Regions from separate parts of the Homo sapiens genome. Here regions 1 and 3 are each linked to region 2. The links are chromatin contacts, found by Hi-C in ENCODE. All regions are on one chromosome and are shown on one strand. Each heading gives the region's core, a stretch centred on a gene start or an enhancer-like site at or near the end of the contact. The rest is flanking DNA. Distances are from core to core; before and after follow the strand shown.

Region 1 (4,459 bases), core at 1,109-3,608, 5.6 Mb after region 2:
AGAAAATAACAACAACAAAAAAAAGAATCAGATATGGGCCAACTTTAGAATGGTCTAATTGCTCAAACTTTAGAGTCTTTAACCTTTAGGCAAGGAGTTGAAATTAAAAATAGCCAAGGTACTTAAGGATGTCAGGATCTTGCAAGAAACCGCTGGAAGCACCAATATTTAAGTAACAGAGGAAAAGGGGAGAGCAAAAGAGACTGAAGATGAACTTTGGAGCTGGGAGGAATAAACCTAAAGAGTGATACTCAGAAAACGAGAGAGACCATTATGAAGGAAGGAGGGGATAGGTATCTTAAACATCAAAGTAAGGCAAAAATAAAGCGCAATGGCAACAAGGTCATTAGTGATTTTAGCAAGAATTACTTCATTTTTATCCACTCCTGCAGTCATAGTAAATGGCATACAGAAGGCCTCAATATTTATTTGCTGAAAGAATAAATCAGTAGGTTTCAGGGGACTGGGCTCACACCTGTAAACTCAGCATTTTGGGAGGCCAAGGTGGGAGGCTTGCTTAAGGCCAGGAGTTTGAGACCAGCTTGGGCAATATAGTGAGACCCCCATCTCTAAAAAAATTATAAAAATCAGCTGGGCGTGGTAGCAAGCGACTGTGATCCCAACTACTCCAGAAGCTTGGGCAGGAGGATCCCTTGAGCCCAGGAGGTTGAGGCTGCAGTGAGCCACGATCCTGCCACTGCACTCCAGCCTGGGTAACAGAGCTAGACCCCAACTCAACAAAACAAAACAATCAGTAGCTTTCTACCTTAGTTGTACACTACAATGACCCGAGGAGCTTTTAAGAATTAGCATGCCCAAGCCATACCCTAGACCAATTAAATCCAAACGTCTGGGCTCAGGATGCAGGCATCAGTGTTTTTATTAAAGCTCTTCAGGTGATTTCAATGTGCAGCTAAGCTTGGAATTACTGGAATAAGTAAATCCAAAGATTCCAAAGCACCTGGTACAATTGTTTGTTTAAATGGGTTCCTACCTTACCTATTAACTCCTTTTAGAATATGGATTGAGTCTTATGTTTGTAAACTCATGAGAGCATGCAGAGTAGAGGGGTCAAAACTTTCGCTGTATGAATGAATATTACTCACTCTTCTAAAATCTTCCACTGGGGGGAATAAAGCCAAGGAAGGAAAAACAATTCCTAATTCACAAGTAATGAATGAATCACCCCTATTCCCATCATGACTAAGATCTTACATACTAGGGAAAATCCTCTGAGACAAAGAGAGCATAATGCAGTGTAGCATAAGACTTGCTTACCTGAGGTGTTATGAGTATGAAATGCATTGAGTTATAAAATACTTAGAACAGCGATAAGCACAGGATAAGTAATAGCACCTTTTTGAAACAGAATGTAGAAAACCACGTAGCTCTGGAACTGGATAAAATTGGTTTCCTGGATACATACCTACTGTACAAAATGAAAAAGTCATCTTCCAGCTTCTTTTTGCGAAGAAGCTTAAGACTGTCTTGCATACTTGTGGTTGCCTGACCCTGTTAATTTATCAGTATTTATCTTAGAAGAAAGAAATCTAGGTCAAAAACGCGAACGTATTAGTAAAGAAGATACAATGGGAACCAACCTGATGCTCTTACAGCGTCAATACTGTTAGTTGAGATGTGGACCATCTATCAGTTTGTAATTAAGAAAAAGTCTGGCACGTGACTGAAACTGAGGAAGAAGTAGAAAAGGCAAAAGGTCAAAGGTCTCATGGGAAGGAAGGAGGGTAGAGACAGTGAGTTTTATTGGTCCTTTTATGGTTCAGACTTCCTTCTTCATCGACTCTCCCTAATTCTCTTCACTGTTCATCCCCAGCAACTTTTCTTCCCAAGCATTTCCTGCGGGCTTTTATTACCCCAGGAGTGCCAATCAAGGCGTGGAACAGATAAAGCTGTGTAGCAACTAACGCGTGACTCTTGTGAGTGTGGAGGGCAAACGAAGCTCCCTGAAACCTCCGCTCTGCTCTCCTGCCTTACGCCGCGCGGCCCCTGTTCTGAGGTTTAATACTTGCTTCACAGATAAGCGCTGCGGCCACGTTCCGGTGCCCACCTTCTCCTTGGCTAGGGCACGACGCCAGCCCAGGGGGCGCGGCCCTGAGCTGCTGCGAGAGACAGCTGAAAGCGCCGGCCCGACGGCCTTGGCTCCCTCGGTGCGCTGGGCGCAGAGCACTCGGACCCTGGGCGCCCACTGCTCGAGTACCTGCGCGGCTCCTAGCCAGGCTTAGCCCAGGCGCGGGCTGAGAGTCAGTTCGCCAGGTGGGCCTGGAGCCATGGGCTGGGTGGGCGGGCGGCGCCGGGATTCTGCGTCACCACCTGGGCGGAGCCGTTCTGCTGCTGACGACATCAACCCGGCACCTGCCAACATGGAAGGTGGCGGCGGCAGCGTCGCTGTAGCTGGCCTCGGAGCTCGAGGCTCTGGAGCGGCTGCAGCTACAGTCCGGGAACTTCTGCAGGACGGTAAGGAGACGGGGTCTGACCAGGTCGTGGGGTTGGGGGTCTGCGCTGCTCCGCACCTGGACAGCGAGGTGGACCCAACCCGTTGCTTTGCAGAAAGTTTTCCAGTCTGGACGTGACCACTCCCCTCCGCCCGGCCCCCTGGCTTGGGTACTGTTCTAGCCAACCTATTTACTCTGGGACTGGCTCCCTCTTTTCTGGAGTCTTGGGGACACTTGGTTTCTGTGTGTTCCTCATTTCAACTCGACCCCCCCCCCCCCCATGCCTCCAGCTTCCCTGAAGTTTCGGGAGCCCAAACCCTGTGGACCGCGTTGGCAGCCACCGGCTGCTGCCGCAGTTCTTGACGAAGGGGTGTAGCGTTCGAGCTCTTCAAAAGTGTAAGCTCTAGAACAGACGGCAGACGCATAATGAAATAGGGCCTTGTTTTAAAGTAGAGCTGGAAACGCTTACTCCTTTAACAAATGGACTGTACAGGTGACCCCTCTTACAGGCTGGTTTTTTTTTTCCTCCTTTATGAGGCAGTTATCTACAGTGACACGTGGGGGAGGGTTTGAGACATTTGTTCAGGTTGGGATTAACCATTTGTACAGAATCTAGCAGTCAGATTTTATTGCTAGTCAGTTTGGAGAGAAGTTGCCCAAAATAAGAAAAGTTAGATATAATATACTTGAAAAGCATATTCAGTTGTGTCAATCCAGTTACCATGTCCCGAATCTCTTATCCTTCAGAATAAAGTTCACATTTATAAGCATAAAAATAAAGCCCTTCTCACCTGTTCTTAATTTTTTCTCTAGTGGCCATCGCATTCTACCTTGTACTAAAATCATTTGTATACTTGTTTTAATCTCTTCTGTATTGCAAACTTTTTTTAATATCCCACAGTGTGAATAGCAGTATCTTGCATACAGTAGGTGCAGAATGTTTTTTAAATTCATCATCGCAGTTAGAAGCACATGCACACATTTGAAGACCGAAGTGGGTAATAAATGAAATAAAGTTCCAAATTATTGTTTATTTTCTCTGACTGTTAAATATTTTATTGTCATCCTGAATTACGTGCCTTTTCATGATAATTTATGTACTTTTGTCAAAAGCAATGATGTTTTCTGAACTATTTCATGTTGGAAACTCTAGGACCGGGTCTCTGTCTAAAACTTGGCTAAACTGAATTTAAACTTTAGATACAAGGCAGAGACCCTGATATATTTGCAGTTGCTCCTGATACACGTGCAATTTTTGCCCTCAAGTAGTTCACCATCTAGTAGAGGAAATAATCTTGTAGACTATAAAGGTAGGTGCTGTAATATAGTGATGTAAGATAGCAGTAGGATTGCATATAAAGTAGAGCATTAATACAGAGGAGAATGATAACTGGGGGTTGGAAACTGGTTAGGAAATGTCAGAAAAGGCTTTCTAGGTGGAGACGTTTTAAACTGTAGACAGGACTTCCCCAGGTGAACAGTGGAACATTGGATATATGTTTCAGTAGGATGTATTTCAGGAATTGTAATCAGTTCTTGGACGGTAAATACTCTTCAGTTCTGCCTTCTGTATTTTCCTCCTTGGTTCTCTGCCATTCTCCACAGTGATTGTTTAAATCTTCTTTACCCTTTTCAAACCTTTCGCTTCAAGCTCAACAAATGACTTTAAGCTTCCCTGGGGAGAAAAAGAGGATCCATCAGATGTGAACTTTCTCCATTTCTTGCCCATCAAACCTATGAATTTAACCTCAACGTATAACCATCTGTTGCACCTTTTTTCCCTTGCCTTTTCAATTGCAACGGAAGTGGAGCCTCTGCTCCTTTCTTTCTTTCTTTCTTTTTTTTTTTTGAGACGGAGTCTCGCGCTGTTGCCCAGGCTGGAGTGCAGTGGCGCAGTCTCGGCTCACTGCAAGCTCTGCCTCCGGGGTTCACGCCATTCTCCTGGCTCAGCCTCCTGAGAAGCTGGGACTACAAGCGCCCATCACTATGCCTAGCTAATTTTTTGT
Region 2 (4,772 bases), core at 1,364-3,863:
TGCTGGTACAAGAGGTACTTAGCCTCAGGAGACGTTTTCTGCAGTAGTTGAACAGCTCTGGAAAGTGTAGCTTCTCCCATCCTTTTGACCTAATGAGTAGTTAGTTCTAACATTCTCAGTGATTAGTCCTATTAATGATGGGAAATACTGACTAGGTCTGGGTTGGTCTTTTTTAATTGTGAAGCTCCAGTAAAATGTTTCGACTCACTTGGCTTGGCTCAATTGCTAATGAGGAAGTCTGGGTTTTATAAATTCCCTGACACACACCAGTCACTGCAAAATCCTGATATTGGCCTGTCCTGCATCCTCTGATGGATCCCAGAGGTGCCTTCCTTCAGGGCCTACCAATGACTCACTTCTAACAGAAAAATGAGCAGAAGCCACTTCCTTTTTTTTTTTTTTTTTTTTCCTGAAACCATTTCTGGGTAACAACTGATGGAAAATTTTGCTCTCCACTGCTCAGGTAAGTAACTAAAGTAAAGTGCTTTAAGTATCATTGGTGCCATTGATCTCTATTTCAGTAAAGGATGGTGTAGGTGCAGATTTGTTTGAATCGAAAGACTAAATTATGGATTCTATAACCCTAGACACTTAGTGTCAAAAGAACAACTACATAGAAGCCTGTAGAAACATTCATACAGCTTGGGAAAAATGGGAGTGTAGCATTGCTTCAGAAAATTGGTGGTTCACATTGCTACCAGAGATGTTCACAGGCAGAACTTGTAGTTGGCAGATGACGGACACAGAAGCAGCTTCTCATCTATCATCGCCTTTTTTAGAAGAGAGACCAAACATGTACAACATGGCAGTTATTATCCTGGTCAGCAATCTAGCCAAAATATCTAACCTGGTTTACAGCTAGGAAATAACAGTTCACTGAGATAGAGTGAAGGCATGTTAAAAATCACACAGTAGGAGCAGGTCAAAGCAGTGAAGGAGATTATCATATTCATGGTACTCCAGAAATTAATCCTTGCAACTACATCAGCTATTACTGGAACCCCGCCCCCGAGATCGACATTTCCCAATATAATATATATTTCACAAACTAATAAAAACCATCATAATTTAAAGAGAAAGTTTCTTGCCACTTACAGACTCTTTAAACTTAAAACCAAACCATTATCTTTAATGTTGACGTGCCTAGAAACAAGTCTGTAACAATACTAACTTTAAAGTAGTCTCTGCTGACTTCAGCTAACTAAAATAAACACATAAGGAAAAATAAACATGTAGGGAAAAACAAAATGTTCACAGTAGGATATGAGAGAATATTTTGGAAGCTATAAAAATATAACTCCTATTCCAAATATAATTGATTACAAAGGCACGAAAGTAGCTCAAAACAAAGGATGAAATGAACAAAACCTTGTTAAAATAATCAAGGTTAGAGAAACAATGCTGACGTTATTGTGCAGTTATTCTCAGATTTCCAATTTTCTAGTCACCTTGGTTTGGTTTATTTGGCACCTCTCGGTCTCTCATAAGATCTTGTTGGCATATTTATCTAGTCAAATCATTATTATTATTAGGCAACATTACTGAGCACCTGCTGGGTGCCGGTTAGGAGCCAAGAATATAAATCTTTGCTAGAGAGACTAGGAACGTGTAAGAAAAAGGGTAACCGACAACACAAGAATACATGCTAATTATTGGCATTGAACTGAACGTACCTGCATTATCTAACAGACTGAACCAGGGGACTTTCAGACCAGGCAGGTGGCTTCACACCCAACCCTCATCATTAATAATTTATAATGTAAGGATAGCAAATAAATTTTCAAATCAGTAAATATGAAAGAGTTCAGAAGATCAGATGACTAGAAAGGTTCAGTAAGGAGTTCACAATTAGCAGACAATTGAAAGAGCGCCTTTCAGAAAGGTTACGACTTACATATACAAATAACTAATTCTTGTTTTATGATTTAAAAGCAGTATTTTTACATCTTTTCACAAATATGTAGGGACATTTGGGGCTGAGGTTTCACAAAAACATAGGTGGGAAGGAATCACCGCAGTGCACTCCTGAATAGATTGTCACTTTAGGACCTGAATCCTGAGAGATCTTCTGCAACAGGGCTAAACCCATTTTTCCTAAACTTTATTTTGCACTACAAATGTTTTTTAACCTTTTACGATATGTCTTATTAACCGCGCTTTTTCCCCATTGACTAAAAAATTAATAAATGGCATATGTTTCATTAGGAAGATGGTGACAGAGATTTCCTGCTTCAGAAACGTTGGAAGCCACTGGTTTAAAAGCACCCGGAACAGAGGGCTGTACTTGGGTTCTCTCTCCCCGCTGTGTCATTTCAGTCGAAGAAAAAGACAAAATTACATGTGCGCCTTACAGACTCAACAGGGTAGAAAACACTTGCTATCATTTCTTTTATTTTGAAGTGAGCTTTTATATAAACACACGAAACCATCTATTTAATAGTAAAACGTTGGGCAGGGAAAGGAAGTCCCGCGCGTTCGCGACTCTTCGCCTCCGCTAGAGCGTGACCGTCACGCCCTCTGCTACTTATAGGGGGAACGCGCCGGGGCATCATAGGAGTCGGCGGCGGCAGGGATTGTGGGAAATGTAGTTTGGAGACTCCGCCCTCCTCGCCATTCCTGTAATGGCTGCTTCCTAGAAGGTAATGTACGAACTCGTCTCCAAAGGATACTTAGGTTGCACCAGTGTATTTGTAAAACAGGAGCAAATTTGGACCTTGCCGGGCCAAAGTACGAATTCTTTTTCAAATCTTAATATCAAGTCCTGAAATGAAATTATCTCTGTTCTGTTTCTTTTTACCTTTTCTTGTGTGGGTGAACTGACCAACTTTTAAGTCTAGTTCCCTGTTGGACAGACTTTTCTCAACTCATTACCTATCCCCCTACCGTCCATATGGCCTCCACGCTCTGCACTGACTCTAGCTGCCTCTTTAAAATAATAATAGTAATAATAATTAATTTTTAAATCCTTCTCTCCGCCCCCTCCCCACCCCCCATGCTAATAATAGGTCGTGTCACGTGGAACCTCTTAATCTCAGCATCCGGAGCTCCAGGAAGGGAAAATTTCAAGTCAGATAGAATTCTATATATACCATTTCTTTGGTAAGTCTTATTAATTCCCCACAACTTCGCAGAGTTATATGTTGTGTGACTTTTGCCAAATTTGTCTGCATTTCTTGGATGGGAGAGACCCTAAGAAAATGTACAATTTTTACCCACTAGGATATTTTAAGTTTCCAAGTTAGTGGCTCGTGCTTTTTTTCTGTTTGTTCTTAATTATGAACTCCTGTTCAATTTTTGTTTGGTTGATGCACGAGGTGTTGGCATTATCGTGGAAAATTCCTGGGTTTAGAGTGTTATCACGAGATAGGGAGATGAACCTCAAATTACTGTCTTTAACGTCCCTCTGTTTTTCCACCTATAAGATGAGGAGATGGATTGGAAATGATTCATAAAGTATCCAAAAGATTGGCTGGCCTGTTATTTGTCATGTGTTCATTTTGTCATTTGAAAAGGGAGGAATTTTTAATGGTTCCTTTTTGTTTCCATGTTTAATTTCTAGGAACCTTCAGCCCTCAAGATTCCAACATCATGACCTCAGTTTCAACACAGTTGTCCTTAGTCCTCATGTCACTGCTTTTGGTGCTGCCTGTTGTGGAAGCAGTAGAAGCCGGTGATGCAATCGCCCTTTTGTTAGGTGTGGTTCTCAGCATTACAGGCATTTGTGCCTGCTTGGGGGTATATGCACGAAAAAGAAATGGACAGATGTGACTTTGAAAGGCCTACTGAGTCAAACCTCACCCTGAAAACCTTTGCGCTTTAGAGGCTAAACCTGAGATTTGGTGTGTGAAAGGTTCCAAGAATCAGTAAATAAGGGAGTTTCACATTTTTCATTGTTTCCATGAAATGGCAACAAACATACATTTATAAATTGAAAAAAAAATGTTTTCTTTACAACAAATAATGCACAGAAAAATGCAGCCTATAATTTGCTAGTTAGGTAGTCAAAGAAGTAAGATGGCTGAAATTTACATAAGTAATATTTCATAATCTTAGAATTCTCTCAAAGCATGTGAAATAGGAAGAAGGAAGTTCTTGCCCAGAATCTTAGGAAATCACCACTGTTCGGTTATAATCACTGCCTCCTGAATCGTTGAGGAGTCTTTTAAATTAGATTTTTGTTTTGTTGTCTCCCAAGTTAATATTATATTTAGATATCAGAGAGTCAGGCAAAAAGGAAAACTTTTATCTCTAGGGAAAAAACATTTAGAAAAATGTATTCAGTGTATCTAATACTGAAATGCGGAAAAAAATTTAATGTTAAAAAAAAACTATAGACATTGACATGGAAAAGAGATTTAATGTTTTGAAAAAAAACTTTATATTAACTGAGTAACATCCTCCTGATGAGAAGTACTATATTAAATATAAACCCATTATGTTATAAGTTAATGTTTCGTGTCCATTTCTTATTTGGGGCTGTTTGTATCCATTGTGGATTTTTATATGAGCTAAGTGGAGAAGGGCAGGATGCCTTGTGTTAACTGATTGCGGTAGCTTGAAGAGACATAATGAGAACTGGGCAGCATTAAGGTCAGAGAAGCCCCTGATAGAAAATCTAGAAATATAGAAGGAAAATGAAATGGCTTAAACTGATTTGTACGCCAGCCAAACGAAATATCCTCTCTGGCCTAGCTACTTAAAGTGTCTTCAAGCCAGCAACATCACCTGGGGCTTGTTAGAAATGCAGAATCTCAGGCCCCACCCAGACCAAT
Region 3 (4,284 bases), core at 41-2,540, 5.2 Mb after region 2:
TAATTTTTGTTTCCTAACTCTAAGCTAGCGTGTATATACAGTCCGTATTTACTTAGAACAATCTATGAAGATGTTCCTGAGACATCAACTAGGAATAGCAAATTAGACAAGGTAACTTAGGAAAATGCACCAAGTAATGTACTTACGTTCTGGTGCTACTACAGTTTGACAAATTGCATCATAATCTCCCTAATCTCTATATGTGGACGGCTACCATTTCCTAAGGGCAATGAGGCAGAAAGCAAGCAAGCAAATAACCCCTGCTCACAGCAGGAAAATGGGCGGCAGTGACAAAACCTACACTGATGTTTCCTATTCCAAGGCAACTCTTAACATTTGAGGTCAGGACAGCAAACCCAAAAAGCAGCAGATTGACAATCCTGAGTTTCAGTCCCACCTCCGCCGCTCCCTAAAAGCATGACTTGCAGAATGTTACATTAACTTTTGAGAACTCAGGTTCCTCATCTCTGAAACAAAAGGGTTTGATCGCTATATTATTTTTAAGGTCTCCACTAACATAGTACCCAGCCACGGTGCCACATACACACAATTTGGCTGTATCTGGTAAGCAGATTAAAAAGGAGAGTTGTTCTGATAACCTGCTGCAATTAAAGATTTAAGCCTCCAGGAAGTCGTGAGAGATGGCAATGAACACCAGTTGAAAGCTGCCAACACTGACAAGACCTTAGGGGAATTCCGAGGGCTATCTGTTGGAGCTGACTGGATCTAAACCATTCAAGAAGTGACCCCAGGGTTACCTGCCCACTGCATAAACTTAGGCCACTCAGGGATCAGAATTAGGATGAGAAAAAGGCAAATGGTATAAAAAGCCAGACTATACGGGACATGGGTGGCTTACACTTCCTCCAAGGTAGAGGCCTATGTGTGACCGGGATGGCCCTCGGCCCAGGCTTGGGGGTGTGGCATGTGTGACCGCCGGCCGTCACACAACCCGAAAGGACTCGCCACAGCCTGGGCCCAGCCCCGTCCCTCGCCTGCTGCAGGATGAGCGGCCACCTCGGAGCCCAGGGCCGGGCTGAGCCAGTGCAGAGGCGGGGCCAGGGGTGGTGCGGCCCAGGCGCCCGCCTCCGCCAGCCCAACACGGTTAAGCCGCGTACCGGACCCACTGAGCGGGACCTTCCGTGCCTCTGGCTCAACACGACCTCACCTACTCGGCCCTCACCTTGGCCAAGGAGCAGTACACACGACTCCAGCTCTGCATTTTTCCGCTGTATTTTCCTTTCCGCCAATACTTTCACCTCCGCTGGGCGCCTCCGCCGCTCCGCCAAGGTCTCCCCTCCCTGCGCATGCACAGGCGCAGCCTACGTCATCACCCGGGAGCAGCGCGATTGGCCCGCGCGGTTCTACCGCACGAGGCGTTCCTGTCAGGCTCGGCGTCGTACGCTGTCGTAAGGAGCGCAGGGCTTTGTCGCAGCGGGGGTGGTGGTGGGAATGCTTTAGGGGCTGGTGCCAAAATGTCGAGCTACAATGTATTCTTATACTTAGAAGATGAAATAAACAAATAAAACTAGCGTTTGCTTAATGCACATTATCGACAGTAAAGCGTGACAAGTTCAACAAGCTCTTGGTTGTGCTAGGCATTCCTCGGCACTTCCTACAGACATCTCATTTCATCCTTGCAACAACCATATGGAGTATTATTAGTATTTCCATTTCTTGGATGAGACCCAGAGAGGTTAAACAGTGCCCCCAAGGTCTCACAAAGGAGAGATAACTGCGGCCCTGAGGCCAAAACCTTTGGTATTATCTACTGCTTTATACTCGCTCCTCTCAAATGCCATATAAGGGATGGGGCTACAGATTTTGGCATCACCAGCATTCTGCTCTAATTAGCTAACTGACAATACGTAGAGAACACACTTTCTTCTATTTCTTTAGTTGAGAAACACATCTCCCTGGTAAAAAGAGAGTGGGATGGTGGATGAGATTTTAGGTTTTGAGAGAGAATCTGTTGAAAAGGGTTGAAAAACATTGTCTTCAAGATTGAGCACGAAAGTCTAAGGTCTCATTCTTGCCTTGCAATAAGTCTATATAGTGTGAATAAACTTAATTCTACATTTATTGGAAGTCTACCACCCAGGCCTTGTGCTGGGCTAAACACTGGTTAGAAATTACTGCCTATGTTCAGATTTAGATATGAATAATTAAATTTAGTGTTTGTTATAGAGACGGTATTGCTGGCAGCTCTGTCCTGTGACAGGGTCCCAGGCTCCTTTTATCTCGTGACTCTGCCATCATCAGAGCTTGCCTTGCATCTTTCATTCAAGATGGCTGCTCCAGTTTCTACAATCATATCCCCTCATTCCATCTGATTACAAAGCCACACCTAGCTGCAAGGGGATCTGTGAAACATAGTCCTGTCAGCTGAGTGCCTAACTGAAATTGTATTAATAAGCAAGATGAGATGAAGCGAAATTGGGGGACATTGAGCAGCCTCCACCACACAGATGGGGAGAATTGTCTCCTCTCCAGCTTCATGGCAGTCTTTGACATCTGGTCTAGGAGTTACTGCTCCATATGCACAAAATCTCACAATTCTTTCCTGAACTTTCTTGGGCTTTGTTCCCTACTCCTTTGTCCAAAATTACAATATCATATTTTTATTTTTAAAAAATGAAACACTTCCATCCTTTCCAGCTGTCATTCACAAAGCCTAGGGGCTCAACCCAGTATGAGAAGTGAGGCAGGAAATAGATTCCTTACTGCACTCACCATATTTCTCCACATTCCTCCTCATCTCTTGTACCAACTATACCTCTTCTCCTCTCAGCTAGAACAAAAGCCACAACGCATATAAATTAATGCGAACACACGGGAGGTGGAGGGAGCGATGTCAACAATGGACAGCCCACACTAGCAGTGTTTATATTCCAGCTAAGGAATATAACCAGAAATTGGACCACACTTATTTTGCTAACTTGATTTTTTTCACTTAAAACTATCTCATGAGCAACTTTCCATATTCATATTGTGTCCAGAATTGGTGGGTTCTTGGTCTCACTGACTTCAAGAATGAAGCTGCGGACCCTCGCAGTGAGTGTTACAGTTCTTAAAGGCGGCGTGTCCGGAGTTTGTTCCTTCTGACGTTTGGATGTGTTCGGACTTTCTTCCTTCTGGTGGGTTCGTGGTCTCGCTAGATCAGGAGTGAAGCTGCAGACCTTTGCGGTGAGCGTTACAGCTCTTAAGGCAGCGCGTCTGGAGTTGTTCATTCCTCCTGGTGGGTTTGTGGTCTCACTGGCTTCAGGAGTGAAGCTGCAAACCTTCGCTGTGTTACAGCTCATAAAGGCAGTGTGGACCCAAAGAGTGAGCAGCAGCAAGATTTATTGCAAAGAGTGAAAGAACAAAGCTTCCACGCTGTGGAACGGGACCCAAGCGGGTTGCCACTGCTGGCTCAGGCAGCCTGCTTTTATTATCTGGCCCCACCCACATTCTGCTGATTGGTCCATTTTACAGAGAGCTGATTGGTCTGTTTTACAGAGAGCTGATTGGTCCATTTTGACAGGGTGCTGATTGGTGCGTTTACAATGGCTGAGCTAGACACAAAAGTTCTCCAAGTCCCCGCTAGATTAGCTAGATACAGAGTGTCGATTGGTGTATTTTCAAACTCTGAGCTAGACACAGAGTGCTGATTGGTGCATTTACAAACCTTGAGCTAGATACAGAGTGACGATTGGTGCATTCACAATCCCTTAGCTAGACGTAAAGATTCTCCAATTCCCCACCAGATTAGCTAGACACAGAGTGCTAATTGGTGCATTTACAAACCTTGAGCTAGACACAGAGTGCCGATTGGTGCATTCACAATCCCTTAGCTAGACATAAAGATTCTCCAAGTCCCCACCAGATTAGCTAGATAAAGAGTGCCGATTGGTGCATCCACAAACCCTGAGCTACACACAGGGTGCTGATTGGTGTGTTTACAAACCTTGAGCTAGATACAGAGTGCCGATTGGTGTATTCACAATCCCTTAGCTAGACATAAAGATTCCCCAAGTCCCCGCCACATTAGCTAGATACAGAGTGCCAATTGGTGCATCCACAAACCCTGAGCTAGACACAGGGTGCTGATTGGTGTGTTCACAAGCCTTGAGCAAGACACAGAGTGCTGATTGGTGCACTCACAATCCCTTAGCTAGACACAAAGGTTCTCCAAGTCCCCACTAGACTCAGGAGCCCAGCTGGCTTCACCCAGTGGATCCTGCGCTGGGGCGGCAGGCGGAGCTGCCCGCCAGTCCCGCTGTGTGCCCGCACTCCTCAGCCCTT

Evidence for each region. Hi-C counts contacts between places; a loop is a spot of excess contacts on that map. Pooled maps may share reads with other maps.
Region 1: a map of CD8-positive, alpha-beta T cell shows a loop between it and region 2 (9-fold over the local background). The contact joins the promoter of COG5 here to the promoter of SMIM30 in region 2. A Hi-C loop is called at or near these places in 3 of 168 maps with a recorded cell type or tissue (CD4-positive, alpha-beta T cell, CD8-positive, alpha-beta T cell and naive thymus-derived CD4-positive, alpha-beta T cell) and 5 of 50 pooled maps.
Region 3: a map of CD8-positive, alpha-beta T cell shows a loop between it and region 2 (33-fold over the local background). The contact joins the promoter of DLD here to the promoter of SMIM30 in region 2. A Hi-C loop is called at or near these places in 1 of 168 maps with a recorded cell type or tissue (CD8-positive, alpha-beta T cell), 1 of 37 single-sample maps with no recorded cell type and 6 of 50 pooled maps.

The regions. Positions count from the first base shown.
Region 1 is chr7:107,561,819-107,566,277 of GRCh38, reverse strand. COG5 (component of oligomeric golgi complex 5) reads left to right here and starts at 2,358. Exons shown (of 22, transcript NM_006348.5): 1 at 2,358-2,475. The coding sequence starts at 2,382. DUS4L-BCAP29 (DUS4L-BCAP29 readthrough) reads right to left here and starts at 2,307. Exons shown (of 13, transcript NR_163941.2): 1 at 2,069-2,307; 2 at 1,602-1,690. It overlaps DUS4L (dihydrouridine synthase 4 like), which reads right to left and starts at 2,307. Exons shown (of 8, transcript NM_181581.3): 1 at 2,069-2,307; 2 at 1,602-1,690. RefSeq lists enhancers at 581-1,780, 2,311-2,430 and silencers at 2,131-2,230, 2,269-2,479.
Region 2 is chr7:113,116,395-113,121,166 of GRCh38, reverse strand. It overlaps SMIM30 (small integral membrane protein 30), which reads left to right and starts at 2,613. Exons shown (of 3, transcript NM_001352688.2): 1 at 2,613-2,639; 2 at 3,006-3,099; 3 at 3,560-4,449. The coding sequence starts at 3,589. The coding sequence ends at 3,768. The region is part of intron 2 of LOC107986837; the gene reads right to left. RefSeq lists enhancers at 2,214-2,353, 2,248-2,842.
Region 3 is chr7:107,888,189-107,892,472 of GRCh38, reverse strand. DLD (dihydrolipoamide dehydrogenase) reads right to left here and starts at 1,290. Exons shown (of 14, transcript NM_000108.5): 1 at 1,184-1,290. The coding sequence starts at 1,222. RefSeq lists a silencer at 950-1,059 and enhancers at 1,120-1,359, 870-1,552, 1,510-1,589.